2 separate regions of the Homo sapiens genome follow, and region 1 is linked to region 2. A link is a contact called in ENCODE Hi-C or POLR2A ChIA-PET data. All regions are on one chromosome and are shown on one strand. Each heading gives the region's core, a stretch centred on a gene start or an enhancer-like site at or near the end of the contact. The rest is flanking DNA. Distances are from core to core; before and after follow the strand shown. Region 1 overlaps GALNT2 (polypeptide N-acetylgalactosaminyltransferase 2). Region 2 overlaps LOC105373162 (a long non-coding RNA gene).

The links. A loop is a pair of places that touch in the nucleus more often than their neighbours do. ChIA-PET counts read pairs that join two places held with the same protein, here RNA polymerase II (POLR2A). Pooled maps may share reads with other maps.
Region 1: POLR2A ChIA-PET joins it to region 2 with 11 read pairs in Panc1. The contact joins two enhancer-like sites. A Hi-C loop is called at or near these places in 1 of 37 single-sample maps with no recorded cell type and 4 of 50 pooled maps. POLR2A ChIA-PET finds 5 or more read pairs at or near these places in 1 of 52 experiments (Panc1).

The regions. Positions count from the first base shown.
Region 1 is chr1:230,261,160-230,264,055 of GRCh38, reverse strand. It overlaps GALNT2 (polypeptide N-acetylgalactosaminyltransferase 2), which reads right to left. Exons shown (of 16, transcript NM_004481.5): 12 at 1,391-1,483; 13 at 1,051-1,134. The region is part of intron 3 of LOC124904542; the gene reads left to right. Among named protein-coding and RNA genes, the nearest start is that of PGBD5, 160 kb to the left of the region's middle. Within about 2 kb of position 1,624, at least 3 of the 41 ENCODE cell types and tissues checked have a DNase peak (open chromatin) inside an H3K27ac peak, as active enhancers do.
Region 2 is chr1:229,862,569-229,865,268 of GRCh38, reverse strand. All of the region lies in intron 1 of LOC105373162 (a long non-coding RNA gene), which reads left to right. Among named protein-coding and RNA genes, the nearest start is that of LINC01682, 22 kb to the left of the region's middle. Within about 2 kb of position 1,283, at least 9 of the 41 ENCODE cell types and tissues checked have a DNase peak (open chromatin) inside an H3K27ac peak, as active enhancers do.

The DNA.
Region 1 (2,896 bases), core at 375-2,874, 400 kb before region 2:
CACGGCAGGGATCCGAGGGAGAAGGACGCTGTGTTCTCTCCTGTTCTCCTCCTAGGGGGCATGGGCCACCTGGCGCCTGGCATGTTACTTGAAAAGCAGAGGAAACGGTTCCAAAGAGCCAAGTGAGCGAACAGGAGCAACAGAGAGAGGCCGCATTACCTAACTGTCCAACAAATCTCCGTGACAAGGGCTCTGAAGGAGCTGTTAGCGGAAAGATAATGGTGGCAAGTCTTGCGTTCGCAGGCACTGTGCTGGAGATATGTGAGCCGCTGTAAAATGCTCTGGGAATATTTAGAATAAGGAATGTGCCGCATTAAGGCACGACCTGCCTGACAGTCCCTTTAAGAAGATGAAGTGCAGATGGCTCCTCCACCCCAGCGGATCTATAGGTCTTCTCACGAGGTTATCAGCAGGTCCCTCCAGATGGGGAGCTCGTATTCGCTTAAAACAAGAGGCTGGGTGTGGAAATAATGCTCAGAAAGGTGTTTCTGCCATGAATCCTCCGGAGGGACGTGGGGCAGCAGCATTATTACTTCCGTTTCACATGTGATTAACCTAGCTGGGAGGAGGGAGCCTCGTGGGGGCTGTTATCTGCTGGCCCACAGGAGCAGCAAGGGTGAGCGCAGCAGATCGGAGGCATGCAAAGGCGCCTGGCGGGGGGATCGAGGGCTGGCTGCAGACACTGCATGCTTGCGGAGGCTGGGGACTGCTCCTGGTCACTCGAAGAGCCTGTCAGACACCAGTCCTTCAGGTCACCCAGCCCATCACCTTGCCAATGGAGAACAAGCCAAAAACAAGGTGAGGCCCGGGGGACTGCCTCTGGGACTCCGAAGCATGGGAGGGCAGCTCTGCAGGACAGAGACAGCAGCAGGCCAACTTGGGAGCAGATTCTCAGCTCCACACCATGGAGTGAGACCACAGGCTCTCACTGGGGCCCAGGTGCCCAATCTCATGCCTGCAGCCCCACCTCCATTTCCCCTCTGCTGCTTCTATGGCCTTACTGGCTTCTAAGCCCTTACAAAGTGAAACCCCAGATCCCTGGGGACTTACCTTAACTCTGGATAGACATTTTCAAGGTACCATTTGAAAGGCTTGCAGCTGAGTTTCTTCCTAAGCTCCAATCTGCTCTGAATACTGGAGAAGAGGGAAATAAGATTCCTTTATAAATTTTAAGAATAGATGGGCTTTCTACATCAAACTTGAAAATCTGCTGAGGAGAACAGGGTTGGGGCAGGTGGTGTGGTGTGGACTGCCCATGCTCCTGTGCCCACAACCCCTTCCCGCCTTGGCACCTGGGTAGCTGAATTCAACGCTGGGGGCAGCCCCTTACCTCCCACCCCCACACCCCAAGAATCCCCAGTAATTGTGAGAAGGCAGAACTGCCACTTACTTTCCATAAGGAACGTTTCTAGCAGAAGGCACTGCTGCATAATAGAAATTTTTGTATTCATCCATCCAGACCTCTGCTGCCCGGCGGGTGTTTCTAGAAAGAAAATAAATCTTGAGGTGTGATTTCCTTTCTTTCTGTCTGCATCACTCCATTTGCACCTGTCTGCTGGCGTGTGACTGAGGCGGCTCCCTCTGGGTGTGCAGCAGCTCCAGCTGGGATCACGGCACACAGCAGAGGGTGGGCTGTCCCCACCAGCACCTCGAGCTGGACCTGTGGGGAGCCAGCCTCAGCGGGTGCTTACTGAACCATTGGAATGGCTTTCTTGTCACACAGATGGTCAAAGGGCAAAAGGCAAAGTGGAAATTACAGCACGAGCCAATATTTTAAAGGAGGGACTGGGGTCTATATCTTAAAGAAGGACAAAAGAAAGTTACTCTTTAAAAACTCTCACATTACGCGTCCACAGAGGGCCGGGGCCACAGAGCACAGCAAGGAGATTCCAGGCCCCACGGCCTTCTCCGTCACGGCTACGACACTATCAGACAGCTCTGCATTAAAGTTCAGACTACATAAGATAAGAGTTCCTGGGAAAATCACTTTCTTTTCTGCGGGGCTAAGCTGAAAGACTGCCATGTTTGCACTAGCTTTTTTTTTTTTTGATGGAGTCTCGCTCTGCTGCCAAGCTGGAGTGCAGTGGCGAGATCTCGGCTCACTGAAACCTCCGCCTCCCGGGTTCAAGCGATTCTCCTGCCTGAGCTTCCTGAGCAGCTGGGACTATAGGCATGTACCACCACACCCAGCTAAAATTTTTGTGTAATTTTAGTAGAGACGGTTTCACCACATTAGCCAGGATGGTCTCGATCTCTTGACCTTGTGATCCACTCGCCTCAGCTTCCCAAAGTGCTGGGATTACAGGCGTGAGCCACCGCGCCCAGCCGGCTTTTCTAGAAGGAAAGAAAACCATGTACTTAAATCTCATAGAGAGAACCATGATTTGCCATAAATAAAGCCCCTGGGACAAGCTACTCTTGAATGTCTGACATGCATTAAAAGCTATCATCTGCATAGGTATCAGCAGTGTATTCTGCCAAGAATTATCTTAAAGCATCCATGAAGTAGCAAGCACACAGCTAACCTCTTTGCTCCCATATTCTGGTCTCGGCTATAAGGTGGACTCCCACTTCAGGCTATAGCTAGCCCTCCTTAAGAACCCCATAGGAAGGCACTGTGTTCTTCCAAAATAAATACAGTAAGGAGGTAATGCTCGCCTTTTAAAATAATTCCTTAAAATGGCGAAACTTTCAACTGATCTGAGATACCATTATTAAAATAATTTCTGTATGGGGCCTATATCTTTCATATAAGGTGATATATATACTTTTTCATTTTAGTAAGTAGAATATGGACTATTATCCATAATGCCATTCAACACAGATAAGAACATATGAATGCACCTATTCTCTGACCCAGCAGCTCTACTTCTAGAAATTTATCTCAAGGCAGCAA
Region 2 (2,700 bases), core at 34-2,533:
ATGGGATGAGCCAGATACCCCAAAATATCTTCCTAAACTCCACAGAAGGGAGCGAGGCAGGGCAGAGGGCACCAAGGGAGGTGCCCCGTGAGATTCTGCACAGAGGGTTCGAATGACAGGGCCTTGCTGTGAAAGTCACCGAGTGCGCTTGTTTTTGTTTGGGTGGAAATCACTCAGAATAACATGGCTCGCTGCACTCAGATGCCAGCTCTTGGGATGATATTAAATCTCCCTACTGAATACAAAGTCTCCTGTTAAAAAGCAATCAAAATAATCCTCAGGAACAGGTGGACGATAAATTAATGAGCACAATCTTTTCCTTCAAATTGAGCTGGGGAAGAAATTAATTACTGGGCAAACCGGTAACAAAGAGGGATCCCCGCCTCCTGCAGCCTTGGAGCCCTCTGTGATTTTGTTCTCCCGAAATCTAATTTCCATGAAACACTTCAGGGAAGTGTGTATCGCAGCATAAGAATTTCTTAGCAGGCGTGCTAATATGAACGCCATAATTCCCCAGTAAGGAGATCTCGCTCTGCTCGAAAGGCCTGGGACTGACAAGGATGATATTTCAGAGAGGTCTGCAGTTCGTTCCCAGACACTGTTAATAACCACCATACAGATTAAATGAGGACTGAGCTGGTGGGACTGGACCCCCGGAAGGTGGATATAAATTTTATTTATAGGATAGATATGTACAAATACATAAAATCTTTATTTTCAGTGGCATAACTTCTATATCTGCCTAGAATACAAATACACTTTCCTGGGTGATCCAGTGTCCTTTGCAGAGAGTTTCTAAGGCAGAAGCCTTAGCAATGTCACCCTTGCAGCTATTTATAGGGCCCTGGCACTTGGTGGAAGCTGACTAATGGTGGCATGCCAAATGACACCGAGAACACTGCTGCTGGCCCTAAATCATCCTCTCATGAGTCCACACTCTGTGGCCCTTCTCCCTTCCCAGGCTGGGATGCCGCTTCTGTCTGGGGTTGGGCAGACACGGCCAGGACTCAGCCCCTGTTAAGGGGAAGGAGAAGGAGAGTAATGTTTGCCTGAGCCAGGTCCTGTATTAGGCTACTTACATTAAATCCTCTGGGCCACCTGGGAGGTTGGGCAACTGGCTTCCTTGGCTTGAACACGAAGAAAACAAGACTCAGAGGTTACATTTCTTCCCTCTGGGACAGACCACTGAGACCTGGCTAATAGCAGTGGGATATTCCCGACTCGGTGGCCTTCCTTTGTCCCTTACGCTTCTCACTGCTGTTCAGTGAGTAACACTTGATTTTCTTTATCCTGCTTGACTTTCAGTGAGCAGCTGGATCTCAGCTGGGAAGGAAACCTTGGAAGTGCTCCTAGGACCAGGGCTGGAGGAGCCAGCCGGCCCTGCCCTCCCTGTGGGAGATGCTGACCTCCTCCTAACCTCCCTTTCTGTTTCCAGCCTGTAAAGTGAGGGCGTGAATGCTTAATTTCCCAGGCTGGTGTGAGGAATCGATGGGACAACTCAGTAAACGGCTGACCCCTGCCTGGCACGGAGGTAGTGACAAGCCCTGCCAGGGTGGCCCGAGTGTCCCGGTGCTGGGCCCGCCACTGCCTCTTAGATGTTCTTTCATCTTGGACGTCTGAGAGGCAGTGAAATCGCTTCATTTCTCTGAGTCTCAGTTTCCTCATCTGTGATGTGACAATCACATCCTCTCATGACTTTACGTATAAATCAGTGAAAATGGTAGGTTATTAATTTTTAATTTGAAAAACAGAAATTTTTACAAATGCAAGCCCCATTCTACAATAGTGGGCCACATGGGACTCAAAAGTGATGGGACCCACCCTTAGACCCATTAGGATGGCTATTATAATAAACAAAACAAAATAGAAAACAACAAGTGTTGGTGAGGATATGGAGAAACTGGAACCTTTGTACCCTGTTGGTGGGAATGCAAAATGGTGCAGCCATTGTGGAAAATCACATGGTGGTTTCTCAAAAAATTAAGAATAGAATTGCCATGTGAGTATATTCCACTTCGGAGGATACACCTGAAAGAATTGAAAGCAGGGTGTCAAAGAGATACTTGTGCACCCATGTTCACAGCAGCACTATTCACAATAGTGAAAGGAAGGAGTAACCTACGTGTCCACTGGTGAAAGAAGGAACAAACAATACGTGCTCCACATACAATGGAACATTATTCAGCCTTAAAAAGAAGGAGATTCTGGCTGGGCGCGGTGGCTCACGCCTGTAATCCCAGCACTTTGGGAGGCTGTGGCGGGCAGATCCCCTGAGGTCAGGAGTTCCAAATCAGCCTGGCCAACATGGCAAAACCACATCTCTACTAAAAATATAAAAATTAGCTGGGCGTGGTGGCACACACTTGTAGTCCCAGCCACTCGGGAGGCTGAGGCAGGAGAATAGCTTCAACCTGGGAGGCAGAGGTTGCAGTGAACAGAGATCATGCCATTGCACTCCAGCCTGGGCAACAGAGTGAGACTCTGTCTATAAAAAAAAAAAAAAAGAAAGAAAAAAGAAAAAGAAAAGAAGGAGATTCCTGCAACATGGGTGAAACCTCAGGACATCATGCTCGGTGAAATCAGCCAGTCACATAAGAACAAGTAACAGTATGATTTCACTTATATGAGGTACCCAGAGAGTCAAATTCATAGAGACAGAAAGTGGAATCGTGGCTGCCAGGGTTGTGGGAGGGAGAATGT